7 separate regions of the Homo sapiens genome follow, and all the other regions are linked to region 4. A link is a loop called in an ENCODE intact Hi-C map of the cell type or tissue named here. Cell type or tissue: PC-9. All regions are shown on one strand. Region 1 has its middle 40 kb from the start of BPGM. Region 2 overlaps CALD1 (caldesmon 1). Region 3 has its middle 13 kb from the start of AKR1B10. Region 4 holds the start of LINC03060 (long intergenic non-protein coding RNA 3060). Region 5 overlaps LOC124901750 (a long non-coding RNA gene). Region 6 holds the start of AKR1B15 (aldo-keto reductase family 1 member B15). Region 7 overlaps AKR1B10 (aldo-keto reductase family 1 member B10).

Region 1 (4,000 bases), 170 kb before region 4:
TAGGTTCTATGAATAGTCTGTATGGAATAACTACAAGTGAGAATAATATTTTCAAAGAAGTTGGTAAAATTTCTAATTCAGTATAATCTGAAGTAGAATCTGCTAAGATGTGCTACACGGTGGTAAAAATTTGTGTGAAGCAGACAAAGGGTTACATGGACTCATTTAAAAGCTTGTGAAAAAGTAAGATGTTAAAACCTGTAATCATTCATCAGTAGGTACTTTGCATAACATGTTTGATTCTATCATATGTTATTGAACAGGTCATGTCCAAAATGGACCTTATTCACTTTTGTGGTGTAAACATCTGCAGTTCTATGATTTTTTTGTCAAAAATAGAAGCTGAATATCCTGAATTGCCCTATCAACAAGAATTTAATGGCTTAGCAGTGGTAAAGCTTAATTGTGATTTTTTGGTTTTTGCTCAGGCTGAAACTAAAATTTTTCTAAACAAGAAGAGCTACTCTCAACCACTATTATTCTAGTCTGAATGACTTTGGAAATTTGTTTGCTAAATTTTGCTAATTTTTAGGTGAGACACAATAAGTGTTCTTATTTTTTAAAGCTATGCACTGTCATTGACAGATAAAAGGATATGATGTTTAGGATTTGTTTCAAAATAATCAGGGAAGTAAAAAAGTACAGATGAAATAATATTGTCCGTAAATGATACTAAAGCTGAGTGATATGTACACTACATTCAATACACTATTCCCTCTAACTTTCTATATGTTCAAAATTCCTATAATGAAAAATTAGGAAAAAATCAATATCCATTATTATAGCTGACAAAGAAGGAAGTCATCTTATAGATAGGCTGGCCTACAAAGATGTCCTAAGAATCAAGAGACAACCAGAATAGTCATCAAAGTGTCCATTATGGCAGCCAATCCTTCAGGCAGCTGAGAGCCTGGGAGTCGCTGCAAACTGGCTTGGAGCTAATGAGCCACATGGGAGTTAAATCAGAGTGGGGCAGGGGTGAGGCAAGCAGATGATTTAGGGTGAGAAGAAATAAAGAGTCCACAGAATAAGGAATGAAAAAAAATCTCTAGAAATCCTCTAGCTTGTGGGAATTAACAAAGGAATACTCTGGGTTGGCCAAAGACCCAGCTGACTGAAAACAGTGCAATCAAGAGCCAACTTACCCAGGAAACAGATGTGCAGGAATTCCAAATTTCCTGAAGTAGTATGGGAAAGTAGAGTAACTGACTCCCAAAATTTTTTACAAACTCAGAAAGGAGTGAAAAGAAGGTAGGCTTTGGAGAACTCCTGGATGAACATCTTGCTTACAGAAAGTTCACATGGAGAATCAATGGCAGGAAAGGTAAGAAGGGCACTGCTACATGTGGTGTGCTCATTTCAGACAATGAGCACACAGCAACATCCAGGATATTCTCCTGCCTTAGAAGGAATCACAACAAACTGTAAAATACCAGGAATGAGGAGATTTGTCCAGTGGAGATACGTTGGGGCAGTCACTGAAAGAGTGAAAATAGCTGCCTGGCTTGAGAAAGCCGCCTATTTGAAGCCATTCTCATCTAAAAGTATAGATCAGCAAGTCCAAAGTTATAATCATCACTCCATCCCCTACAATCATCGTGAGTGATTTTTTTCTTCAACACTCAAGTCAATTCCACCAACATTTTGCTGACACTGTATTGGGAAGTGTGGAAGATAAAAAATACGTATTACCGAAACGTGGACCCTAACACAGGGACACTCACCTCTAAGTGGAGAATGTAAATGGCCCTTGCAACAAACTGACCCTGAACTCCTTGACCTTCAACTTTAATCTTCTTCAGTCTTTTTCAGCCACACCCAACCATAGCCACTTCTTTGGTATTATCCTCCCTAGTACTCCTCCATCATCAAGATCTCAAACTCTGAAATTCTTCTAGACTACAAACTATTATTCTTCTGTCTTCCTGGTACCTCATAATTTTTTCTGTTTACCCTCGTCGTGAACTCCAGACCCCTTGAATGCTTCTATTCAAGCCGTCTCTTGGTTTCACTTGCCCCCTTCGTAGCCTAGACACCATAGACATGCGAAGCGACTAAAGACCACTAGGTGGCAGCAGAGCCCCAACTAGACTGTCCCCCAGCTTGGGCACCAAGTCAGATTATTAATATTTATAATGAAAGCCTGAAGTTTGAAGGGGTAAGACAATAGTGGAATTAAACAAACAATAGCAAATAATACAGGGAGGTCAGTCAGCTGGGGCCAAGAAGATCTTAAGCCCCATGCAAGTGTAAACCAGAGAAATGGTGAGACCTCAGCCATTGGGGAGATGACAGGTTACTCTCAGGTTAATTGTCTATAATCATCTCCTATCTGTCTACATGGGTAGCCTTTCCCCTGCTTTGAAACATTTCCTGCTAAACAACCCTTAACGATTTTCTATTTAAAGATCAGTTAATGTCACTAGGCCTCCTGGAATCCTTTGTACTTAGGCAATTCCCAGCACTAGATAAAATCAAACTTCTTGGCCAGGCATGGTGGCTCACGCCTGTAATCCCAGCTCTCAGGGAGACAAGAGGCGGGAGGATAGCTTAAGCCCAGGAGTTCGAGACCTGCCTGGGCAATATAGCGAGACCCTGTTCTCCACAAAAAGGAAACAAGAAAAAAGACAAAAAAAAAATCAACCTTCTTATCTCTCTTTCTCTGGGCAGCCAGGTGCTTGGCAGAAAATTACAAAAGTCTGCACAGTGACTTAATTCTAAATATGTGATATGTAACCTCAGTGGTGACTTCAATGTTCAACTTTCATTCTTCATGAACTTCTTAGGGGATTCCTCATGGAAGTATTCTAAGCCTTCCCCACTCCCTGAAATCCCTTACCACATTTCAGCTTCCCCAACTGCAGCAGTTGAGCTCACATCCTCCTTTATCTGGGGGGCTGAGGTCATCCATCCTGTCCTCTCTGAAGCCCTTCTCTACTGTAGAAAGAGCATAGGAGCTACAGAGTCTTTCCGGGTAGGTGTACCCAGTCGGATGGAGAAGATAGAAATTCCACCCTCTTCAATAGAAAGTAATAAAAATGGATATCCTGTATCTCATCTCTGAATCAACTTACTCCCCCAAAAGATGTTACAAACATTACTAACTGGAGTGTTTTCTAAACCATAGGAAGGAGCCTGAGGTGACGTCTTTTACAAATTTTATCTGGAAAGGCAATGCTTTCAAACTATACTCCAGCAAAATATGCTCCCATCATTAAACTTCAACTGACTTTATCCTATCCCGGTGGCATGTGGTTTGTGTATTCAGTCCTTCATTTGATAAATACTTACTCTAGAGACAAGCCTCATAGCCACTACACATACTGCCAAATACAGAGATGATGGAAGACTTGTATGTCTGATAATGAATATTGAAAGGGAAGAATCATTCATCCAGAATTTATGAGAATCTCCCTCCACAACTATCAAAAGAGGATCTACCCACTGGGCTGCAGGCATATGGCAGTGTGCTCTGTCCTTAGGATCAATCAAGATGGTAAGTGCCTCAGGCTTAAGTTATTTATTATAATCACTCTTCTGATATGCAAATCATTTTCAAAGGTTTTCTGGCTACTGAAAAGATCATATATGACCAGCAGGCAGGTGCACATATGTTTCAGTCGGCTTGATGGATATATCTCTCTGAATAGTTATGTAAGATTCTACTATATTTATCAGTTTTTTAATGACTAGATTATTATGGATCATCCCCGATATTATTCCTGAGTGGACTAACAAAAATACATTTTTAGAAATAATTTTTTAAATGTCAAAAACTGTAGACTGGACCTTGGTCTCAAAATGACCCTACTAAGGTACTGACAGCCTAAAAGATTCAGCTGGAGCCTCCTGTCTTTCTCTTGTTATTTTTTTTTTTTAAGACGGAGTCTAGCTCTGTCGCCCAGGCTGGAGTGCAGTGGTGCGATCTCAGCTCACTGCAACCTCTGCCGCCTGGTTCAAGCAATTCTCCTGCCTCAGCCTCCTGAGTAGCTGGGATTAC
Region 2 (4,000 bases), 520 kb before region 4:
TCCATGCCACACCCAACTCCAGGCTAGAAATATCCTCTACCACCCATCACCTATCAATACCATGAGCAAATACCTTCTTTGCTTATGACTGCATGTGCCAAAGCACATGCACGCTGAAAAGTTCCATTTTCTTCCCTGTTCAGGACAGTCAAGAAATCTACTGGATTTTAGTTGCCCTAGGCTAGTATGTTTGAGTGGCCCCTTGTCTCAGTGAGTCTTGGTTAATGTGAGAAATTACCATAGACTGGGTGCCTTAAAACAACAAACATTTCTCACAGTTCCGGAGACTGGGAAGTCTAAGATTAGGTTGCCAGCATGGTTGGGGTCTGGTGAGACCTCTCTTCATGGTTTGCAGATGGCCACCTTCCTGCTGTGTCCTCATATAGTGCAGAATAGAGAGGGAGCAAATAAGGTTCTGTGTCTCTTCTTACAAGGGCACTAATCCCATTAAGGGGGCCTCCACCCTCATGACCTAATTGTCTTCCAAAGATCCCACCTCCTAATACCATCATATTGCAGATTAGGATTTCAACATATGAATTTTGAGGGGATACACACAATTCTCCAAGATGTGAGGGGTTCTTTCTGACCCAGACTGGTCTGGGATTCATGAGCAATTAATAAATACCACAGAGTTTTTTTTTTTTGAAAACATGCTTCCTCTCTAATATCAGTTGAATAACAGTTTTATAGATACTAGTAAGAGCATTTCATTCTTTCTGATGATTTCCTACAAAGACAAAAGCAAACTCTTACTTAAAAAACTATGCAAAAAAGTACTATAAGTAGTGCTGACTTTATGGGATATATAAAACATCTGTAAAGTAACTCTTATTTTTCTGATTTTAATTATAAACTTAGAAGTATATTTCTGTAGAAAAAATTCCCAGGTGAGTAAGGTGAAACAGTTTAGAACTATGCAATGCACTGGCACTTTTAATAAATATTACCCATCCGTCCGTCCGTCCATCCATCCATCCATCTATCCATCCATCTATCCTATTTTTATCCCTGCCAGCCTGTCAGCCAAACAATTAGCCAATAAATAATATACTCAGTACCTTCTATATAAAATTGAATACTAATAAATAAAATAGTGCTATTGATCGAACTGTGTCCCCCTAAAATGCATGTGTTGAGGCCCTAACCCCCAATGTGATTGTACTTGGAAATGGGGCCTCTAAGGAAGTAATTAAGGTTAAATGAGATCAGAGCGGTGGAACCCTGATCCTACAGGATTGTTATCCCTACAGGAAGACACACTAGAGAGCTCACTTGCTCTCTTTCCTCCATGTGAAGACACAGTAAGAAGGCAGCCATCTGCAAGCCATGAAGAGGGCTCTCACCAGAAACTGAATCTGCTTGCACCTTGATTTTGGACTTCCAGCCTCCAGGACTGTGAGAAATACATTTCTATTGTTTAATCCATCCAGTCTATGGTATTTTGTTATGGCAACCTAAGCAAGCTAAGATAGACAAGGTCTTTTTCTTTTTCTTTTTTGAGACAGAGTCTCACTCTGTTGCCAGGATGGAGTGCAGTGGTGGAATCTCGGCTCACTGCAATCTCCACCTCCCGGGTTCAAGTGATTCTTCTGCCTCAGCGTCGAGTAGCTGGGACTACAGATGCGCGCCACCATGCCCAGCTAATTTTTGTATTTTCAGTAGAGATGGGATTTCACCATGTTGGCCAGGATGGCCTCGATCTCTTGACCTCATGATTCGCCCACCTTGGACTCCCAAAGTGCTGGGATTACAGGTGTGAACCACTGTGCCTGACTGACAAGGTCTTATTCTTTAAGGAACACAGAATTTAGTAGGGAAGACTAGTAAAGTATATAAAATAAAATATTTAAAAATTAACAGTAGGTACAATATTAAAGAAAAAAATGCTGTGTGTATAAGAAGTAACTATCTGGGGGAGGTGGAGAAGGCTTTTCAGTAGTGTTGATATTTGAGCTGAGATTAGTAGTTTCTGGTTTACATGGTTTCAGAAATGAGTTTATGAAAGTGAGGAAGGAAGTGCATGGCTTAGCCAGGAAAGGGCATTTCTGGCAAAGCAAGCACATGTACAAAGATTTGGAGAGCCACAAGGCACGCAGCGTGGTGAGACTGGGGATAAAGAAAAATTCAGTGTGGTGGGAGGATAGAGGCACTGCAGAAGGGGATAGCGGAGGTGAGAACTGTTCTTTGTCCCACCTGCAGCATCTTTATGACTCAGGGATCATCTTTCTAACCTTGGCCATGGCATTTATTCAAATCACCGAGATTCTCAGATTCCTACTCCTCCTTTTGCTTCTATCATAGCTAACATAGCCTGACTTCATCATTGCATTTCGCACATTTTGTCAGGATGCACTGTCCGTTTACTGATGCACTCCTGCTAGAAAATATCCTAACTTAGTGGCTCTAAACAATTTGTACTGAATTTGTATATTAAATGTTCTGTTTAAGGAATTTAACAAGGGAAATTGGTTCTTCTGAAGACCAAGAGGTGGCAGTATTGTCTCGATAAAACTTGGAATAAAAGCACACCATTCGTTTTAGAAAATTGGTGCTCTCGTTACTCCACACCCTGCCCCAACCAATAAAGGCAATAGAAATTAAAAAATCTTTGAATTTAATTTACTTAAAATCTATTCTTTATTGCATATGAAAATCAGTCACTGCTAACATAATTTAATGATGAAAAACTAGGTACAGACTTTCCCAAACAAGGAATAGAAATCATGAGATATTTTTTAAAAATACAGTAGTTGGTAGTATTTTGATGTCAAATAGCAAATATTTTTCCTCCCATTGGTATTCTACAATGCTAACTTGTGACCACTTATAAAAGTTGCAGGGCCAAGGGTATCAATAGCTATCCCAATTACATTGTAGAATATGAAATTGAGCTTGAAAATCAGAGTCACAGCAAGTTCTTCAAGGCACATACATGGAGGGAAGCATAGACTGTCTGCCCCTGAATATGTGTCTCTCTTACATAGAAATTTAAAATAACCTAGACCTTTTTTATACATCTACTTTAATCAATTGCAGACAAATGCCTCTCCATCAGAGGGAGTAGATAAATGGCTTCCTGGGGGTACTAGATGAAATGGGAAGCCAGCATCTGGCTGAGGGAAAGACCAGAGAAATAGGTACGTTGAGAAATTTGGTAGAGAAGAAATAATTAGAGGAGGGTAGGGTAGGTTGTAGTTTCTCCTGAAAAAAAAAAACAAAAAAAAAAAACCACAGTAGAATTTGGAAGTCTAGATGACTACTATTTTCTTCATGTTACCAAGACTGTTCAAGGAAGGCTTGGGTGGGATTTTAAAGAAGGTAGAAAGAGAGAACATGGTTTTCTTTTTCTTTTCTTTTTTTTTTTTTGAGACGGAGTTTTGCTTTTGTTGCTGCCTCCCAGGTTCAAGCAGTTCTTCTGCCTCAGCCTCTCAAGTAGCTGGGATTACAGGCATGCGCCACTGCGCCCAGCTAACCTCTGCCTCCCAGGTTCAAGTGATTCTCCTGTCTCAGGCTCCTGAGTAGGGATTACAGGCACCTGCCACTTTGCCTGGCTAATTTTTGTATTTTTAGTAGAGACGAGGTTTCACCATGTTGGCCAGGTTGGTTTCAAACTCCTGACCTCAGGTGATACACCTGCCTCAGCCTCCCAACGTGCTGGCATTACAGGTGTGAGCCACCGCACCTGGCCTTGAGAATGGTTTTCACACTGTTAAACGGTTAAAAAAAAATCAAAAGAAGAATAATATTTCATGACATTAGAAAAGCACAATAAAATTACATAAAATTCAAATTTCAGAGTTTATAAATAAAGCTTGCCTACTCCACAAGGCCTTTCTCTACTCATTTTGCTCTGCTCACTTTTGTAATTCTTGAATTGTTTCTTTGAGGCAGTCATTAGAGCCATCAGGGCAGCCACCTTGCTTTGTTCTTTCCCTCATAGGACATAGCATGCATTAAGTATTTCATAAATAATCAGATATTAAATGTATAATCCCTC
Region 3 (4,000 bases), 82 kb before region 4:
ACTCAATGGCAACAATGTGTCTGGTGGCTCAAACAGCATCAGCCCACCCAAAGTAAGAGAGCTTTAGGAAGATTGGAAACTGGGCTAGAAATCGTTGACCAGGCAGAATTCATTTTTAATAAGGAAAGACATGTTGAAGAAAAAGACCTAACATAAATAGAAAAACTAGAAGCATCCTATTTCAGGATGAGGGACAAAGATGACAAGTTACCTGGCATGACAGTACAGGACTGACAATTATAGCAGCTACTAAGATGACATGCCCAAACCTGGAAATGGGAATGAGCCTGCATGCCAGCACAGCTGGGTTATTAGATGTCTTAATTCAAATGGAGTCTGAGATATCCCCAACACAATGACCAGGGCATCTCACAGCAGAATTTCAAGTTACATACTCACAGAAGACTTATAAGCCACCCAGTCAATGAAAATGTTTAATTAGAGAAAGCAACCTACCGACATGTTCTTCCACGGCTTAAGCACCATGACTCAGTGCTGACCATTCTTTTTATAGTGTGACTCATGGTGATTGGACAAATTTGGAAAAGCATTAGAGCGTTTCCCATGGGGAATAGATGGGCCCTGTTGTAGAGCCTCTTTCCTTGGGAAGCAATATTTGTTAAAGCCATATACCCAGAGGAAAGGAGTTTGACTGTGTACTCCAAACATTTTGAATCCTGTGCACTCCAGACATAACAGAGATATAGCCTCAAGTTTATACTCTTATGAGAAATAACACAGGGTGTGGTAGGCAAAATAATGCCCCCCACAAAGATGTTCATGCCCTAATCCCTGGCACCTGTGAATATATTAGGTTACATGGCAAAGGAGAATTAAGGTTGCAGATGGAATTAAGCCTGCCAATCTGCTGACTTTGAGACGAGGGGATTATCCTGGATTATTCTGGTGGGCCCGATGTAATCACATGGGTCCTTATAAAGTGGAGGAGAGAGGCAGAGTTTGACATTGCTGTCAAACTAAGAGTAATTGTTTTGTCGTAAAAAGGCTGACCATGGGTCTAGGGTGGATTGTGCTGTTAGGGTTCATTCTGGCAGGCCTTGAAATCACCTGAACTGTCTAACTGAAATCAGAAATGTAACTCCCAGATGAGATGCATGACTTGCACCTGGCATGGACACGACACATCCCCCCACCCCCCGCCCCGACACACACAGAGAAGTCTGGCACTGGGGCTGATTGTATGGCAAGAATATGTCTGTATGACCAGCAGGGTATAAAAGGCACCAGCTCAGACTCCGTGAGCATCTGAGAATAGATGCACCGAAACTCTTCTTGCTCTCCCATCCCTTAGAAAGTCCTGGGTAGGACCACAGTCATGCCTCCTTCTGTAACAGGAAGAAACCTTCATTTGAGTATACAACAGCAGAGGATGGAGGGAGGTGGTGGAATTGACAGTAGGACAACTAGGTGGCACTTGTCTATTTTCACGATGCGTCTGACGTCTTGAAATATGCAAAGTGATCCTCAGCTGAACTTGAAGGGAAGGTGTTGAAGATTTAAAATTGTTTCAGAGGACAGCAGGCAGTAAAGAACAGACAGCAGAATTGTCCACTTAGATTTTTCCCCACAAATCTATCTATCTATCTATCTATCTATCTATCTATCTATCTATCTATCTACCTACCTATCTATCATCTATCTGTCTATCTATCTATCTATCACTCTCCACCCTCTTTTCCTGGTGGCTACTTGTAGCCACGTTGTTTTTTGCTTTCTTCTTGGCGCTTTTCCCCATAATCAGTCCACACTCCCCCTAGTGGTCTGATGATGAATTTCTACTAACTGGGTTACGTAAAGAAACCTGCTGTATTCAGATCACAGCTGGAGTCCCTCTCTGTTTTAAGACGGAAACTGGAAGGATATTGTTTTATTATTTACAAAGGGGATGGGGGTGGCACTACCCACCATCTCATTTATCCCTATCTTCCATAGTGATCTCTAAAAGAAGACTCCTGGGGCTTAAATTCCCAGTTCTAGGGTCTCTTGGGGGTCACTACCAACATCATCCTTGTCAAACTAGGGCTGGAAAGAACCACGGTTGGGTCTACTCCTACAGAACTTCTATTAAAAATAATTGGTGTAGTCTTCCCTGCTGTCACCTCTTTCTTCTCCTTCTGACCAAAGAAGCTACTTTTGCCAAGCTGACTTACTGGGCAGGAGAGGGTGGTAAAGCTCTGGAGAGTCACCCATCCTGGTCTTGAAGGAGTGTCATCACCATCTCACACAGAGTGAGGCAGCATTGGACATGACCTGGGAATCCCAGGGAGGCAGCATGTGCCAGGACTTAGGTCCTAGTGCCAGCTTTTCTGCTATCAATGTGACCTATTCATTAGCCACTTTGAGCCTCAGTTTCTTCATGTGTAAAAATGATACTGTGGTGGTTCTCAGTAGAGAAAAGGGGTGGCATACTAGAATAATGTGAAATGCTTTTTCCGCCTACATATTATTTATTTTCTCTTTGGCAAAAAAAACCTTCGAAGTATTTCTGAAACACCCAATACTAGATGATTGCAAGTGCCCTAACAGTTCTAACACATCGTTTGAAGATGTGTTAGATATTTGCGTTAGATCCATCCACCCTAGACCCATTACTTGCAATAGAAGCAAGTTCTCGCCACTGTGGTGAAGCTCAGAAAATGTGTGTATCTAAAGGTTTGTTACAAGGCTGGGTATGGTGGCTCACTCCTGTAACGCCAGCACTTCTGGGAGGCCGAGGCAGGCGGATCACTTGAGGTCAGGAGTTCGAGACCAGCCTGGCCAACATGGTGAAACCCCGTCTCTACTAAAAATACAAAAATTAGCTGGGTGTCGTGGCGGGTGCCTGTAATCCCAGCTACTCAGGAAGCTGAGGCAGGGAAAATTGCTTGAACTGGGGAGGCAGAGGTTGCAGTGAGCGAAGATCTCGCCACTGCCCTCCAGCCTGGGCAACAGAGCGATACTCCATGTCAAAACAAAAAAACAAAACAACAACTACAAAAACCAAAATAAAGGTTTGTTACAGAGCAAACCTAGAAGATTGAAGGAGTCAATCTAATCCCTTTCCTGGCCTGGAACTGCCTTGACAATTTCAGGTGTGATCGGGAAACCCCATCCAAAATCAAGCCTGGGGCCGCGGCAGATTGTGTACATGTCAGACTTTAACCAGCAGAGGGTAGCACATACCTATGTCCTGGGCTTTCCAGGAAAGTCACAAAACTTGCCCTGAGAAAATGCTTTCTAGAGAAAGGCAACAAGGTTTAACCAAGTCTACATAGGCATAAAAAATTAAAGTCCATTTAGAACACAATCTGGAACTCAAGCCCAGGTCCAGAGGTGGACCAAGGCAATTTCCCAATGAAGGAAAACTTTGTCTTTGAATCCTCATCATTTCCCATTCCATGTCCCTCTTTGGCTTCTCAAAGTATGTTTAGAGGACTGGCAGCATTGGCATCACCTAGGAGCTTGACAGAAAAGCAGAATTTCGGATCCCACCCCAGACCCTCTGAGTCAGACTCTACATTTTCACAAGATTCCCATGTGATACCTGTTCATGTTGATGTTTGAGAGGCCGCGATGTCAGCACCCCTTCCCTACCTACACATGCTGCCTAGAAACTTACCCTGTTCCCTGTGCCAACCTCACTCCCCACAGGGGAAGATTCCTGCTGATTTCAGCCTTCACAAGAGGGAAGCACTTCGTGTGGCCTTAGGTGGGCAGACCTGAGATTTCTTCTTCAGGTGATTAGGGACCTCATAGTGTGTTTTTTTTTTTAACCACCTGGCTATATTTGTCTTCACATGACAGCTGAGCAAGGGAACATTGGGGTGATACACCGAAAAAAGATTGTTGGGGCTCAGAAAACTGTATCTCAAGTTTAGCACTTTGAAAAAAAGGAAATTGGAAGGCCCTGAAAGCAGGCTCAGAAGCAAGATCTTCTCCTACCCTCCTGTCTCTTGCCCCTCATTCTCCCCTGAAGTGAATCATAGAAACCAGAATTTCC
Region 4 (4,000 bases):
ACGATTTCATTTGTGAAAAGGGTTCTGATTCTTTAAAAAACTTTAAGAAAACTTAAAATCCATTCCATGGAAAACCAAGTGGGATCTCTTGAACTCTCTCTGTCCATTTCCCAGATTTTAGTACCATTCAATAAGTATTCTTGGAGTCCTAGTTAAATGCCTAGTGTTGTGGCACATGCTAAGGGACATATAAAAAGAGATTATTTGGCTGGGCGCGGTGGCTCATGCCTGTAATCTCAGCATTTTGGGAGGACAAGGAGGGCAGATCACCTGAGGTCAGGAGTTTGAAACCAGCCTGGCCAACATGGTGAAGCCTAGTCTCTATTAAAAACACAAAATTAGCCAGGAGTGGTGGTGGGCACTTGTAATCCCAGCCACTCGGGAGGCTGAGGCAGGAGAATTGCTTGAACTCGGAAGGCGGAGATTGCCGTGAGCCAAGATTGCACCATTGCACTCCAGCCTGGGAGACAAGACTTTGTCTCAAAAATAAATAAATCAATGAAGTTGTTCTATTCCCCAAGGTGCAGATTTGCAAATTAGTCATGGGGTAGCTTCTTGGAAGAGGGTAGCATTTTCCCTTAGAAACAGCTTTATATATGATGTTTCATGTACGATGTTCCTACCATCCTATTTAGTTGCATCTTATTTCTTGGATGTCCCTGCAGAAGGGTTGCAAAAGGATAGTACGATAAGATCTTGGTCCTTACAACTTGTTATTTTTCTGCCACGAAAGTAGAGGAGATTTCTTTCTATGTGTGTATGGGTAGCTCTAGGTGAAAAACTTTGCATAATTTTCTGTACAGGGAGAAATACGGCAATAATTTCTTCTTCTTCTTCCTCTTTTTTTTTTTTTTTTTTTTTTGAGACAGGGTCTTGCTCTGTCACCCAGACTTGAGTGCAGTGATGCGATCATGGCTCACTGCAGCCTCAACTTCCCCAGCTCAAGCAATCCTCCCAGTAAGCTTCCCAAGTAGCTGGGACTACAAGTGTGCACAACCATACCTGGCTTTTTTTTTTCTTAATGTAGAGTCTCACAATGTGGCCCAGGCTGGGCAATAATTTCTTCATGGTGGGGTGAGGGAGGACAGAACAGGCCATTCTAGGTTAGATGTTTCTAAGTTGGGCACAGCATGTGTAAAGCCTGTTCGTTCCTGGGACTGTGTGGAGGGCAGATGATATTCCTACCAAAAAGAAAGCAGGTGAAAAGTTAGATAACATGAAGAGTTGAAGGAAGTACGTAGCTCCAACTACTGTGTGGTAGAATTCTTCCCTGACCCCAGCACCTGCCCTCTCGATGTATGTGATTCAAATGCTGCTTGGCTAGAATGGGATATACACCAGCTGGTCTCTGCCGGGTCCCTGGCCTGCCTTCCTCACCAGAACATCCCTGACAGTGCCTAGGCAGTCTGGGTGCGCTTGGTCCTACAGCAAGGACCGGTAGGCTTCCGAGCACCATGGCCAAGCAAAGGGGGCGAAGGAAGCCTCGGTCATCGAGTTCAGCCTGTGTGAGCAAAAGGAAGTCCCCATCCACACTCGCCACTCCCCGTCCTTAGCCTCCTGAGCTTATAGTGTGGTGTATGCTTCCCCCTTCTGGCCACAAATGGTCAACAATGATTTTTGGTAATCCCTGGTGGGAGGCCCTGCTTACTGCTGGGAAGTGGACCTTCCTAGTAACAGCGACGACAATGATACTGTTGCCAGAGCTATTGATGGAAGTGGTACAATCCAATAGGTGCAGTAAAAAGCCCTTTACATACACTGTCTCATTTAATCCTCAAAGCCAGGGGTCCCCAACTCCCGGGGCCACAGACCGGTACCAGTCCATGGCCTGTTAGGAACGGGGCCGCACAGCAGGAGGCGTGCGATGGGCGAGCGAGCAGAGCTTCATCTGTTTTTACAGCCACTCCCCTCTCGCATTACCGCCTGAGCTCCGCTTCCTGTCGGGTCAGCAGCGGCATTAGCGTCTCATAGGAGCATGAACCCTACTGTGAACTGCGCATGCGAGGGATCTAGGCTGCGCGCTCCTTATGAGAATCTAACGCCTGATGACCTATCACTGTCTCCCATCACTCCCAGATGGGACCGTCTAGTTGCAGGAAAACAAGCTCAGGGCTCCCACTGATTCTACATTATGGTGAGTTGTATAATTATCTCATTATGTATTAAAATGTAATAATAATATCCCGAAACCACCTCCCCACCGCCAGGTCTGTGGAAAAATTGTTTTCCACAAAACCAGTTCCCGGTGCCAAAAATGTTGGAGACTGCTGCTCAAAGCAATTTTGTAAGGGATGTATTATTATCCCCACTAAACAGAAGACAAACTAAGACACAGCAGTTAAATGACTTGTGCAAAATACGTGCTGATAAACGCAGCAGGGCGGGGGTTCACGCCTAGGTGTGTCAGGCTTCAAAGTCCGCGCTCTGGGCCACTGTGAACATTCCCGTTTCTGACGGGCTGTATTCTGGGTGGGGTATCCTCTGTCAACAGAGACATCTGTCAGACCATTCCTGCCCTTTTACTTCCATCAGTCCACATTCTGGCATCTTCCGTGTCATTTTTCCTCTTCACTTCTTGTGCTCCTCGGCAGATCTATGACCATCCCAGCCTCTTTCTTTTCTTCCTGATCTTTGGGCAATTCGCCTCCCTCCTGCTTGCTTCAAACATTCACTCTTGTGCAGCAGTTCTTTTCTTATTTATTTATTTTTTGAGATAGAGTCTCACTCTGTCGCCCAGCCTGGAGTGCAGTGGCGCTATATCGGCTCACTGCCACCTCCGCTTCCCAGGTTCAAGCGATTCTCTTGCCTCAGCCTTCTGAGTAGCTGGGATTATAGGCACCTGCCACCACACCCGGCTAATTTTTGTATTTTTAGTAGAGATGGGGTTTCGCCATGTTGGCCAGGCTGGTCTTGAACTCCTGACCTCAAGCCATCTGCCCGCCTTGGCCTCCCAAAGTGCTGGGATTACAGGTGTGAGCCACCGTGCATGGCCCATGCAGCAGTTCTTAAACTGGCACCCACAAGAGGTCTGGATTGAATCCGAGAGGTCTGTGAACATGGACATGGAAAATATTACATTCTATCGTGAATATAGAGAACAGAAGTGGGGCCTGTAACTTTGTCACAAATAGAAAGTCACAGCTCTTGCTATATCCCATTACTGTTACTAGGAATATCTCACGATGTCATCTATGTGCATCACTACTTTGAAATTACCAGAGTTATTAAACCTGTCACTAGACCTGTTATTTAGTCGTTAATAAAAAGCCTATATATTATCATATTACAAATTTGGTTTTTAAAAATATTGTGATAGCAGTCTTTCAAAACTAAAGAATTCCTTGGTAATCTTGTGTGTTTAATTTTATGTACTTAAAAACATTTTTCTTAGAAGGGCTCCAAAAGCTTCCGCAGCTTGCCAAGGGGATCCTGGCATGAAAAATGATGAAAAGAAAACACACTATCCTTGATTTTATGCCAGCTTTGCACCTCCTGACCCAGCCCATATAATGTAACAGTGACCCCCTGTAAGAGGGTTGCACTTCTCCAAATAGGAGGACCACAGGATTTCTCTTCCAAACAGGGACATTTGAGTATAGATAGAGTGATACTAGCATAACAAGAGTAAACTGGAACATATGGCCACCCCTCTCAAATATCAGGTATTCTGGAAACTGAAGAATTAGATAAGAAAATGCCAATGTAATTTACAAGAATCAACATAGAAACACCCTATCTGTAAATATGCTACTGATAAAACTAGATTGTCTCCTAAAATCCAACCAGAAAAAAATAACTAATATGAAATATATCAGCTTCAAATGAAATAATTATAGCATATAATAAAATAACGAATACTAGTGTATCACTTGCTATGGACAGACATTGTCTTACAACAGCCCTCTGAGGTTGGTTCTATTATTGTCCTCACTTTAAAAATGAGGAAAACGTGCCCCAATCACACAGCTAGAAAGAGGCTGAGCTGGTAGCAAATCCAAGC
Region 5 (4,000 bases), 250 kb before region 4:
AAAATAGTTCTTAGGATGGGAACATTAGGGAATCTTTCCCACTTATTTTCAAGATGTTTATATGGTTATATTTAACTCTATAATTACAGGTTAAAAACAGGTTGCAACTCCATAAGTAACCTGTTTCTGTACCATTATAGCAGCTGCCTATGGAGAAGGGCTCGGTGCTGACAGGCTACTTAGCCTCACCTGCCTTCCTGTCCGGCAGTGGTAGGATTTCCACCTCTGCTTCCATGTATTGGCATGGTAGGAAGACAGCCGCAGAGAACAGACAGGTCAGATCAAATGCCAGCCAGGAGAAATATTTTAGGCCAGGCACAGTGGTTTACACCTGTAATCCCAGCACTTTGGGAGGCCGAGGCGGGTGGATCACCTGAGGTCAGGAGTTCGAGACCAGCCTGGCCGACATGGTGAAACCCTGTCTCTACTAAAAATACAAAAAATTAGCTGGGCATGGTGGTGCGTGCCTGTAACCCCAGTTACTTGGGAGGCTGAGGCAGGAGAATCACTTGAACCTGGGAGGTGGAGGGTGCCGTTACCTGAGATCGTGCCATTGTGCCATTGCACTCCAGTCTGGGCGACAAGTGTGAAACTCTGTCTCCAAAAGAAAAAAAAAAATAGGAAGAAAAAAAGAAAACAAAAACCCAGCTGCGAGAAATATTTTAAAGAACAAATCTAAAACAGTGGGCAGTTTGGCCCCCCAAGTGGATAATTCTAGGGAATTCTGGAGTTTAAGTTTGCATGACTTTGGCTGGCACCCAGACTTAAATCCATTCAGTTCTCCTGCCAGTGAAGCGAACAGACAAGTGAACAAGCCAGATCCAGCAAGAGTCGATCACAGGGCTCCACAGGAGACTGTTACGAACCCTGAAAGATGAGCAGATATTAGGCAGGCAATGAAAAGAGGGCAAGGTGGGGTGGGTGATGGAGGGTAGTTCAAGGCCAAGGGGACAGCGGGTGCAAAGGCAGAGCCTAGGAGGGGTGCTGGACCTCTGAAGGTCTGAAGAATTACCCTGACGACTGTCTGGAGAGGACTAGAGGAGAGTAAAAGCGGAAGCAAGGGGATCAGCTAGAAGGCTGCTGAAATGTTGAAAGAGAAAAGATGAGGGCTTAACTCAAGGCAGAACAGTGGGGATGGAGAGGGGATGAATTTGCAAGGTAAGAGGTGACGGAATCAGCAGGACTTCATAACCATCAGAAGAAGAAAAGTCAAGGGTGATTGTCAAGATGCTGGCTAGACATCTGGGTGCACTGGTGGGACCAACATTGCCAAACAAGTGTCTAGAAACAAACGAGTACTTGGTATTCATTCGTATTTTAGATGGAAAACTGCCTGCCCCTTTCCCATATTCTGATCCATGGACATCTATGATGTTTATATTTACATTTTATGGTTACATAGGGTAAACTCTATAGTTAATAATCAGGGAAAGAAGTCGCACCGAGGAAGGAATTCCAAGCCTCTTTAGAAACAATCTTTTGTCATAAATATCCAGAGGCATTTATGAATAAATACTGACCCCCAGTGTCTACGTACAGAAACAAAGATTTTAAAAACGATATAAAATACCAAGACTCCTGGGAGAGTACCTGGAATTCCAGCTACAAGTAACATTCCCTGCAATCCAATCCCAGGATCCTAGCAGGCATCCTCAGAGATAAAAATACTGACTAGCTAACCTATGGCCAGCGGCCTTAGGTCTGGAGAATTCTAATGAGTATTCTACAGAATGAGTGTCGGGATGGATTACATAGCCTCAATTGTGTTGCAGAGCTATGTGTTGGCCTTTGCCCCTCTGCTTCAGAGGTTACATATGTCAAGGTCTAGGTTCAATTACTCCTAAGAGTCTTCCCACTAAGGGTAGATTTTATGCAATTAATCTGACTAATACAAACTCCAGCTCTGTCTGATTCCCCATCCAGTTCAACACGACATCCAGAGAATTTTCCTCTCAGGCAGATACAAAGCAGTGTGGTTGGGCAGACATTCCCTCTTCAATACTGTGTGGTTAGGGTTAAGTTCACGAGAATTTTTTTTTTTTTTTTTTTTTTGTGATGGAGTTTCACTCTGTTGCCCAGACAGGAGTTCAGTGGCGTGATCTTGGCTCACTGCAACCTCCATCTCCCGGGTTCAAGTGATTCTCCTGCCTCAGCCTCCTGAGTAGCTGGGATTACAGGCACGTGCCACCACGCCCAGCTAATTTTTGTATTTTTAGTAGAGACAGGGTCTCACCATGTTGGTCAGGCTAGTCTTGAACTCTTGACCTCGTGATCCAGAAAGGAATTCCATTACTATTGGTTAACTGCAAGGTGATGGCAGTCATAATCGTGTTTCAGATTTGTTGTTTCAGCACACAAGCTCATTGCTGGTCTGATGCAAGCTGTAGCCTCAAAGATAATAGAAATAAAATAAGTATACAATTTGTTTCTTGACAAGATAATACAGACTTAAGAAGTCTTTCTCTTGGGCCAGGTGTGGTGGCTCATGCCTGTAATCCCAGCACTTTGGGAGGCTGAGGCGGGCGAATCACTTGAGGTCAGGAGTTTGAGACCAGCCTGGTCAACATGGTGAAACTCCATCTCTAATAAAAATACAAAGATTAGCCAAGCATGGTGGCGGGCACCTGTAATCCCAGCTACTCGGGAGGCTGAGGCACAAGAATTGCTTGAACCTGGGGGGGCAGAGGTCGCAGTGAACCAAGATCACACCATTGCACTCCAGCCTGGGCGACAAAGCAAGACCCTGTCTCAAAAGACAGAAAAAAAAAAGAAGAAAAGAAGAAGGCTTTCTCTTATCTTTCTCTTACTTAACAAAGACTGAGGTTTCAAGAATAAAAAGTCAAAAAAACCAGGCACCTCACTCTGAATAAGACATGTTTTAATGACTATACTAAACACAACATTGTTAAACTTACCAATTTTTTCCTCTGTCACTTTATTTTTTCTAGTTTTTTAAAAAAATTTCAAACCTACAGAAATGCTGAGATGATAGTAGAATAATACAACATTACAAATCATTTCCTCAATTCATCAGCTATGACATTTACTGTACAGTCATGTGCCTCAGTCATGTGCTGTTTTGGTCAACAGCGGACTGCATATACGATGTAAGATTATAATGGGGCTGAAAAATTCCTGTTGTGCAGTGACTTATAGCCATCCTAAGGTCCTAGCATGAGCCATTACTCATGTGTTTGTGGTGATGCTGGTGTAAACAAACCTACTGCACTGCCAGTCATACAAAAGTATAGCACATACAAGGATGTACAGTATGTAATACCTGAAAATGATAATAAATGATAGTGTTTTTTGTATTTACTATACTATACTTTTTCTTATCGTTTTAGAATATACTCCTTCTATTTATTAAAAATATTAGTTAACTGTAAGACAGCCTCAGGCAAATCCTTCAGGTAGTATTCTAGAAGAAGGCATTGTTAACATGGGAGATGACAGCTCCATGCATGTTAGTGCCCCTGAAGACCCTCCAGTGGGACAAGATGTGGAGGCGGAAGACAGTGACACTGATGATCCTGATCCTGTGTAGGCCTGGGCTAATGTGGTATTTGTGTCTTAGCTTTTAACAAGAAAGTTTAAAAGGTAAAAAATAAAAAATTTTATAGGAAGAAGCTTATAGCTGGGCGTGGTAGCTCACACCTGTAATCCCAGCACTTTGGGAGGCCAAGGCGGGCGGATCACTTGAGTCCATGAGTTCGAGACCAGCCTGGGCAACATGGTGAAACCCCGTCTCTACTAAAAATACAAAAGATTAGCCAGGCATGGTGTGGTGCGCCTGTAATTCCAGTTACTCGGGAGCTGAGGCAGGAGGGTCACTTGAACCCAGGAGGTAGAGGCTGCAGTGAGCCAAGATCGCACTACTGCACTTCCAGCCTGGGAGAAACAGCGAAACTCCGTCTCAAAAAAAAAAAAAAAAAAAAGAAAGAAAGAAACTTATAATGACATAAAGAAAATATTTTCATATGGTTAAATAAGGTTTCTG
Region 6 (4,000 bases), 120 kb before region 4:
CTCCTGGGATAGAAAATCTGTACTAAGGACCTTGAAGAAGTCCTTGCCCAGTCATTTTGGGCAGTATCGACGATCCGACATATGAAATTTAGACAGACACTAAACAGGACAATAGGCACTGGGGTATATAAACAAGCATGGCAATTTTTATAGACAGACAAGGGGAGGGGGTCCCGTGATGGGATCAGTCAGATGCCCTCCTGGCTGCTCCCCTTTCGGGGACTTAGGCTCCTCTTGGCATTGGCAGGCTGGTATAAACCCCTGGCTTGGATCGAGCTATGCCTGATGCCGCCCTAAGCCTTATGAGGTCACCACGGAACCACAGGTGAGGGCCTTCTCGAATTCCCTAGCTTTCACCCTGGAGCTACAAACTGGAAATTCAAGCGCAAGCCCTTGAACTCCACATTCACTCACTCACTCACTCACTCAGAGTTTATTACAATTTTTATACCCATTCTAAAACAGAGATCTCCCGGAGACCTGAATGAGAGAGGGAGAAGAGATAGAGAGAGAGAGAGACTAGACTTAACAGAGAATCCTGACAGAAACCAGGACTCTGTCCTCCAGTGTCCTGGAGCATGGACAGAGTCTGAGGGAGGACCTTCGTCAGGGCCGTTTCCCTCCCAGAGAGACAGAGTCAGATCTGACTTACCTTCCCGGGACTAGAGACTGAGGACTCAGGAGTTGAATTTGGCTGGGCGCACCGGCAGTCGATCCGTTCCCCTCCAGAAGACAGTGGCCTGTGGAGCCCTGGAACGTCTTCAGGTGGCCCTGTAAGCCAGCTGTCTGTCTGGGGAAGCCCGGAATGAGTCAGGTCTTCACCCGGTGGCGAATCTCTCTGGGGCTTCCAAATGTCGTAACCGAGCAAGTCATAGAGAGAATGCCACACTCTGAGACTAATTCAGGAGTCCTTTATTGCTGGCGACTGAGAAAGAGCTAGAGCTTGAAATTCTCTCGGTCCGGAAGAAGAGGCTAGAGTTCTTTTTATACCTTGGCCTAAAGAGGGGAGGGGGAGTCTAGCTGAAGCAATTTTTTACAGAAGCAGAACAGGAAAAAATTAAAAGATAAATGGTTACAGAAACAGTTACAGGAAAATAAACAGTTCCAGGTGCAGGGGCTTAAAGTATCCCAAAGTGATAAAAGCAGGGGCTTTGGATACCACCAACCAAGTGTGCTCCCAGGAGCTGCTGGTACAGCTTGCCTCAGTATCTTATCAATAAGCGCATTCTTGGATGTGCTTGGAGTCAGCTTGCACCAGTTATGTCCTTAAGGAGGGGGACAAGGGGCTGCAAGCGAAGAAACCAAGCTAAGACTCTCTCAGCTATTGACTCTCTCGATATTGACTCTCAATTGAGTCTCCCAAGCTATTGACTCTCTCAGCTAAGAAAGAGTCAATCAGGATAAAACAAGATAGGGTATCACAATTTGATCTGCAAGATTATTTCCTGGACTTGTGAAAGGCGAGTCGTTTTGGTGCCCTGGGACATGTACAATAGCTATCTCTTCTGGCAATTGGAGATTGTTGAGGACACGAGCATCAGTTCTCTATGAACTAAATCTTGGCCTCTACTATTGATAAGAGCCCTCTCCATCCAAATTTTCCCAAATGTGTGTGCCTCCCCAGAGGGATACTTAGAGTCAGTATAGATAGATTTTCTTGGTTTTGTAAATGTCCTAAAGCTTGGCTGAGTGCAAACAGTTCACACCCTTGGACAGACCAATTATTAGACCCCCTTCCTGATTTTACTTTTTTAACAGTCTTTCCATTAATCACTGAATACCTATTATGTCTCTTTCTTTTAATCACCTGGGAGGTTCCATCTATGAATAAGTGCCACCCTGTCTTGAAGGGAGTTTTTCCTAAGTCTGGTTGAACTTTCGTATGGTAATTAATTCGATTTAAACACGCGTGCTCTCTCGTTTTACGTTTGGATCCCCCGTTAAAGAGCCTGCTGAATAAAGTGAATTATTAGTACTTAATATTAAATCACCTTTTTCCCAGAAAGATAGCCTCATATTTTAAAATTTTTGAGTTGGTAATCTCCCTCCTTGCGTTTTGATTTAATATAGTTTTAACTTGGTGGGTTGTGGCCTGAAGCGGCTGGGGAGTAACTTGAAACCTCAGCTGAAGGGACAGCACAGGCTGGGGCGTGGCCTGAAACAGCTGGGGAGTAACCTGAAACCACAGCCGGAGGGACCTGAGAGGGGAACCAAAGGGGCAGGATTGGGGGCGCTGAAGGAAGGAAGGTGATTTAGAGGATCCCATGTCTTGGTAGGTATGGGTTGTCTAGGCATGGGAACTCTTTCCTTTTTAGAAAGGTTGGTTTCTGATTTTCTCCCTCCAGAGTCTAAAGGGTAAAGGAGAACTGGTCCCTGCCGCCAGCAGAGGGCGTAATCGATTTTTCCTGGGACACAGGGCTCTTACTGTTAACATATTTGATTAACAGCTGACAAATTCGCTCTTCATTAGACTTAAATTTTGGCCAGAAAAGTGAGGGCTTAAGGATGGGTTCTCGAACTTAAATAAAACAACAATATTCTATCATCTGCTGTTTTTGTTTATACTTGGTTCTCTTATTATTTTTTCAATACTTTAGCATAAGCCCCAAGGGGCTATCAGAAGGAAATTCATCACTCTCTAGACTCTTTAGTTTTCCTGTCTTACTTGAAACGTTCCCCATCTTAGGGATTATGGGGAGGAGGCCCAACCCCTCCTGTGAGATTTCTACCCTCCCCCTTCCTGGAGGCTTACTGAGGCTTTGGGGAAAGGCTCCAACCCAACCTGTTTGGATTTCTACCCTCCCCCTTCCTCTTTGTCTACTCTGTCTGTTCCTGACTCTAGTTGACAGATGGCAGCATGAGGCCATAGAGAAGACTCACTCACTCCACATAACCACCATACTAAGTCCCATTCATACACTGTCAGCCTCCAGCTTATCCCAACCACCTGGGAAATACTTTGTCACCTTCGCCAAGTCTCCTACCTTATTCCATGCACAAGAATTTCCTGGTCCTCTTATTGTTGCGGTCTTGCAAGCTTCTCCTCCCCGCTTTGCTGAGATCCAGACTTATTTGTCACAAAGCGGGGGGGGGGCCCTGATCTCCCTCAACCTAGGGGCACGGTAACTAGACAGTAGGATGCGTCCCCTCCGGGTGGGGTGACCGAAGGCCCCCTTCCCAAAGGAGAAGATTCGAGCCCCAAAGTTGGGCTCCAGAACTGTTAGGAATAACGCTCAAAATCTTAAGGAAATTGAACACTTGAACAAAGGATTCTTAGCAAAGCAATTTTACTTCTGCGCAGAGAGGTGCCTCCTTGTCCAGTCGCCATGAGAGCACACCTGAAAAAGGGGCACGAGAGCCTTTACTCCTGACACAAGTACTGCCCCTGTACCCTTTCTCCATTGGCCAGGGTCAGGTCGTACAATCTAAACTAATCCTGGTTGGCTAAACATTGGATTTTTTTTAGATAAGGTGGGCACGTAAAAAAGGCAGAGAATAAAGGGGAAGGGGTGTCTGTAATGAGCTAAAAAGTTAGTCCTCTTTCCAAATAAGGAAAGGAATGTGAGCAGGTACAGATACCACCTGGTACTGTGGCATGCCTGGGCATGTAACAAAGGAAAAAAGAGAAAAAAGGAGAAAAAGGAAAAAAGGTGGAGGGATTACTATGAATTAAAGAATAAAAGATTGATCAGGTTATCTGAAGAGAAACCTCATCATATCCCACACATCCATCCATCCATCCATCCATCCATCATTCATCCATCCATCCATCCATCCATCCATCCATCATTCATCCATCCCCAATCCATGTATCCTTCCACCCATCCCTCCTTCCATTTGTCTTTCTATCCATCCTTCCTTCTTTCCATGTTTCCAACCATCCATCCATGCCTCCGTCCCTCCACCCATCCATTCGTCCATCCATTGTTCCATCCATTCCATCTATCTATTTATTCACCAGATATTATTGAGGCGGGGAATACAATAATTAACAGAACTC
Region 7 (4,000 bases), 100 kb before region 4:
TGCCACTGCACTCCAGCCTGGGTGACAGAGTGAGAGTGTCTAAGACAATAAAAACAACAAAAAGCTGTGCTTGTGGATTAATGCTTTTGAACAAACAATACACAGAAAAAGCTACATTTCATTGAATCATGTCAATTATAAGCATTTCAGAAAGTTGAAACATAATATATTTTTGCTTGTAAAACACAATACAAACTCGCAACTACATGCACACCTACACAGACAGCTACCAAAATAACACGATTAACTCTTGGAGTCATAAGCCACTGTTCATTTATAACTTATTCCTCCACTTCATTCTCTACTAGCATTTGCAAAAGGGTATAAATAATAAAAAATGACCAGAGAAAATGTTCATCCCTTCATTCATTTTGAATGTGAATGACGTGAAACAGGTCATGGTTAGATCTGAGAAGCAGAGCACTCAGGCTCCCTGATTTCTGGATGTGTCTTCACTGCCTGCCAAGCACCATGCTGATGGCTTTGGTGGTTGGACTTGTGATTCAGATGAGTCTGGGTCTAATCCCAGCTCTGCCACACACATTGTGACAAGACCTGGGCAAGTCATCAAACAATCTAGGTTTCAAATGTCATTATTTATAAATGGGGATGTTAACCCTGTCTCCTAGGGTTAAATGGGCTTTATGACTAATGTTCCTGGCATGTAAACCATCTTAATCTTTATCACACACTGGAAGATATATATTGGTAGTATGTATTATACAACTTCTTTTTAAGAAGAGAAAACTGAGCCCTACATGAGTTACAAAACTGACCCTAGGTTACTCAGCTGCTATGAGCACACCCAGGCCCAAACCTCCTGTTCCAAATGCCTCGCCCTGGTTTGAGAACAGCATGTGTATTCCCCAAAGTGGGGTACATTGTATTTCCAGTCTTATTTGAAGACTATTAGCCTTGAAATATAAATAGTATCAGATGTACCCAAAAGCCAAAGGTGATGAGGAAGATATTAGAAGAGCTAGAAAATCACAATGATGAAATTAGAAAGCATCAGGCACATGGCCTCATTCATATCCATGCGAATCTCATGGATAACTGAAGATTTCTCTCCCAGCACACTTAGAGGAAGCTGGGAACCTACCTCCCAGGCATCCAAGAACGTTGCTTTTCCACCGATGGCATTACCTTTATCATCTTTGGGGAAAAGGTCATCCCCAGACTGTGAACACAGAATGAAAAGTTTACTGGAATCTGCATCAGGACACTTGGTTCTGTTCAACAAGGTTTCAGGATCCTGACTCTTGCTAAATACCACATCTGCATACCACTTTTTCAAGTTCTGGAGTACATACTTTAGGAATGTGAGTTTAATTAAAATCTCTGTATCTACTGTAGCATACTAATATTTTAGAAACGACTGGCTTGACTTTAAGATTTGCTGCTAGTACATTCCAGAAGTTCATTATCACCATGGACATTAACCTCATACACCTAGATCCCATATACAACCAAGGGCAAACTTTCATTTCAATATTACTGGATAAGGATTAGATATCCAAGCTGTGGTTTTCTGGAGAAGATATTGGCCAACTTCTATCCTTGCAGCCTCTAGAAGAGGCGTGGAATTAGGGGTGGCAGGCCATCATCACTCCAGTTGGTCAGGAGGGGAGAGAGCTGGAAATTTGTCTCTCCCACCCCTCAGGAGCAGGTAAGAGCAGAGCCCCAGGCAATGGGTGCCTGGATCACTACTGGCTTCCTTCCAGCATCACCATACTTGGGCTTTTCTCCAAGATGCCACTCCCAGGTGTACTTTGCTTAATAAGATAATTATGCCCTGGAATATAGTTATGCAAGAGTAACCCAAGAGATTTCCTGGGAGGGCAACCCTGGGGCGTGGAATCAAGACAAAGGTGATATGGCAGTTGCAACTTGTCTGGGCTGCCAGAAATCATGTCTTCTCTCAGACATAACTGCAAGAAAACCCAGGCATGTGGCCACCTCAGCAGCACACATGGCCTCAACCTCCCTTCCAGGCCAGTGTGTTTCTTCTCCAAGGTCTCTTCCTGACCACCTGCCATTCCCAATTATGAAATGCAAGGCCTCCTGCCCCAGTCCACACCACCCCACAGCCCTGGTGCAGCTACTATTTTCTGGCACCTGCTCAGAAACTAGAGGCTGAGAAAGAGAGTGTCTTAAACCTTGAATCCCTGTGGCCAGTGAATAAGATAGACGTCCAGATAGCTCAGCTTCAGGTCCTTGAGGGTCTTCTCAAAGGCTTTCCTCACAAGGGGTCTCTCAAAGAAAGTGGGCCACAACTGCAAAGAGTGTAGCAATGAGCTATTAATACTGGGAAAAGGAAGGGCCACATTGTACTCATTGTCCCTGCTTTTTGATTTGCATCCTCATCTAACCCACCACAAGCCATTTGTAACAAAGCTGATTAAGATCCACGACACAGTGTGGAACATCACCAGGGCTCAGCACCTCAATGACATGTCTTAAGTGTTAAAAGCAATTGACTTTTTCAACTGTCCTAGTACTCTATACGTGTCTCAGATCATTGAAGTAAATGTGGCCACAGATTTGAAATTTGTTTACCTGTCTCAGTCTCTTCCTCAGCTGTAGGCTCTCTGAGAGCAGGAATTGTGTGTAGCTTTTAAATGTCAAGCATTCTTAGGCCTTTGGGAGCAGATGGTCCTTTATCTGACCTATCTGATAGGTCCCTTATCAAGCCTATAAGGCCCCAAGTGATAATTTTACAAAGGCTTTATCCAGACTTGGCTGCTACACAGTGAGGTCTATTTGTCCTACCAGATGTATGCATTTTCCAAGTACCTAGAACTAGTGTTATTTTTTTTCAGCAAGTTATGTATAATATAGATCCAGTGATTCTCAGCCCTCTCACACCCAACATCTTCTTCTTTTTTATAACATTGTATCCCTCACCTTTTACTAGAATGAATAAAGAAATTCATATGTGACAATAGAAAAATGCCCCTACCATTTTCTAAAATTCCCCCTGGCTGAGAGTCTCAGGGGCACAGTCACTGAGATCACAGTGCTGAAAGGGAGGCTTCAGATCAAGACCCGCCTGCACCCTTGGCCTCTGATTGCCTCTGGGCAGATGGTAGATCCCTCTGATGGGGAACAGGGAGGCCCAGGGCAGTGCAGGGTTCCATGGAACCAAGCCCACTATGGGAAAACCAACCTACAGGCAGGTGGGGCAGCCACGACATGTTCAAATATCAATAATGGCTTGGAGTATGGATAGTGTTGTATTCACGGATGTTATCAAGGCAGAGATGAAAAGGGGTACATGTAGAAAAGGCTGACAGAGTTCTTGCTGCCAACCCGACCCAGATACTTCTGCCTGCCTTGAAGTGAAGGCCTCCCACCAAATGCACCATTGCACCTTGCTGACGATGAACAGGTCCTCCCGCTTCACAGCCTTCTCTTGGATCTTCTCTTGGATGGCTTCCCCCACTTCATGTTCATTCTGATAGACATAGGCACAGTCAATGTGCCGATATCCTGCATCAATGGCCACCTTCACTGCTTCTTTCACTTTGCCAAGAGGAGACTGAAAGGCAAAAGAAAAGCTCATCACATATGTGTTTTTTTTAAGAGATGGGGCCCTGCCGTGTTGCCCAGGCTGGCCTCACACTCCCAGGTTCAAGCAACCCTCCCACCTCCCGAGTAGCTGGAATTACACCACTCTCAGCAACCATCATATTCTCTTATCCCCAGGCCACCTTCAACAGGCTGCCCCACAAGGCCCAGTTTCTCCAAACCAAGGCCTCACTGGGGTCTCCTTTGCCAGGGGATCTCTGGGAGGATACACACTTTACAAAACTTTTCAAAAGAAAAGAAGGAAAGTGAATTATTTTATGATTATGTCCTTATGTCCTATCCTAGCTAAAAGTCAGTTCCCTTTTCATCCAGGTTAGTCCTGAAATGTCTTCAGGTGTGTGGGGGTGCAGACCGCTCCACTACAACTTTCTGAAGACCCAGATGAAAGCTTGACTCTAAATAACCCCAA

Evidence for each region. Peaks named below come from ENCODE experiments on the same cell type or tissue, not always from the same donor. Only the 100,000 strongest peaks of a DNase experiment are listed, where the experiment ranks them.
Region 1: a loop joins it to region 4, with 12 times the contacts of the local background. A loop is called at or near these places in 96 of 110 quality-filtered maps.
Region 2: it touches region 4 in a loop (14-fold over the local background); 24 of 110 quality-filtered maps call a loop at or near these places.
Region 3: it touches region 4 in a loop (14-fold over the local background); 97 of 110 quality-filtered maps call a loop at or near these places.
Region 5: a loop joins it to region 4, with 6 times the contacts of the local background. A loop is called at or near these places in 2 of 110 quality-filtered maps.
Region 6: a loop joins it to region 4, with 9 times the contacts of the local background. A loop is called at or near these places in 54 of 110 quality-filtered maps.
Region 7: it touches region 4 in a loop (7-fold over the local background); 52 of 110 quality-filtered maps call a loop at or near these places.

What each region holds. Positions count from the first base shown.
Region 1 is chr7:134,604,579-134,608,578 of GRCh38, reverse strand. No RefSeq gene overlaps it. Among named protein-coding and RNA genes, the nearest start is that of BPGM, 40 kb to the left of the region's middle. In PC-9, CTCF peaks have their summits at 1,864 and 2,064 (motif pointing right); a DNase peak (open chromatin) is centred at 2,388; H3K27ac peaks cover 1,981 bases.
Region 2 is chr7:134,952,888-134,956,887 of GRCh38, reverse strand. All of the region lies in intron 9 of CALD1 (caldesmon 1), which reads right to left. Among named protein-coding and RNA genes, the nearest start is that of AGBL3, 32 kb to the left of the region's middle. In PC-9, CTCF peaks have their summits at 2,285 and 2,487 (motif pointing right); no DNase peak of the experiment used is centred here.
Region 3 is chr7:134,512,542-134,516,541 of GRCh38, reverse strand. No RefSeq gene overlaps it. Among named protein-coding and RNA genes, the nearest start is that of AKR1B10, 13 kb to the left of the region's middle. In PC-9, CTCF peaks have their summits at 1,573, 1,774, 2,970 and 3,171 (motif pointing right); DNase peaks (open chromatin) are centred at 511, 1,781 and 3,181; H3K4me3 peaks cover 1,246 bases; H3K27ac peaks cover 3,537 bases.
Region 4 is chr7:134,430,448-134,434,447 of GRCh38, reverse strand. It overlaps LINC03060 (long intergenic non-protein coding RNA 3060), which reads left to right and starts at 2,028. Exons shown (of 3, transcript NR_183392.1): 1 at 2,028-2,134. In PC-9, CTCF peaks have their summits at 1,427 and 1,631 (motif pointing left); DNase peaks (open chromatin) are centred at 1,597 and 1,937; H3K4me3 peaks cover 1,905 bases; H3K27ac peaks cover 1,894 bases.
Region 5 is chr7:134,684,559-134,688,558 of GRCh38, reverse strand. All of the region lies in intron 1 of LOC124901750 (a long non-coding RNA gene), which reads left to right. Among named protein-coding and RNA genes, the nearest start is that of BPGM, 40 kb to the right of the region's middle. In PC-9, a CTCF peak has its summit at 1,533 (motif pointing left); a DNase peak (open chromatin) is centred at 3,138.
Region 6 is chr7:134,545,902-134,549,901 of GRCh38, reverse strand. It overlaps AKR1B15 (aldo-keto reductase family 1 member B15), which reads right to left and starts at 792. Exons shown (of 12, transcript NM_001080538.3): 1 at 653-792. It overlaps LOC105375520 (a long non-coding RNA gene), which reads left to right. Exons shown (of 3, transcript XR_928005.3): 3 at 1-2,545. RefSeq lists an enhancer at 722-781. In PC-9, CTCF peaks have their summits at 2,149 and 2,366 (motif pointing right); DNase peaks (open chromatin) are centred at 341, 841 and 2,151; H3K4me3 peaks cover 1,675 bases; H3K27ac peaks cover 3,078 bases.
Region 7 is chr7:134,530,184-134,534,183 of GRCh38, reverse strand. It overlaps AKR1B10 (aldo-keto reductase family 1 member B10), which reads right to left. Exons shown (of 10, transcript NM_020299.5): 2 at 3,374-3,541; 3 at 2,160-2,276; 4 at 1,103-1,180. Among named protein-coding and RNA genes, the nearest start is that of AKR1B10, 4.6 kb to the right of the region's middle. In PC-9, no CTCF peak of the experiment used is centred here; DNase peaks (open chromatin) are centred at 653 and 1,823; H3K4me3 peaks cover 4,000 bases; H3K27ac peaks cover 4,000 bases.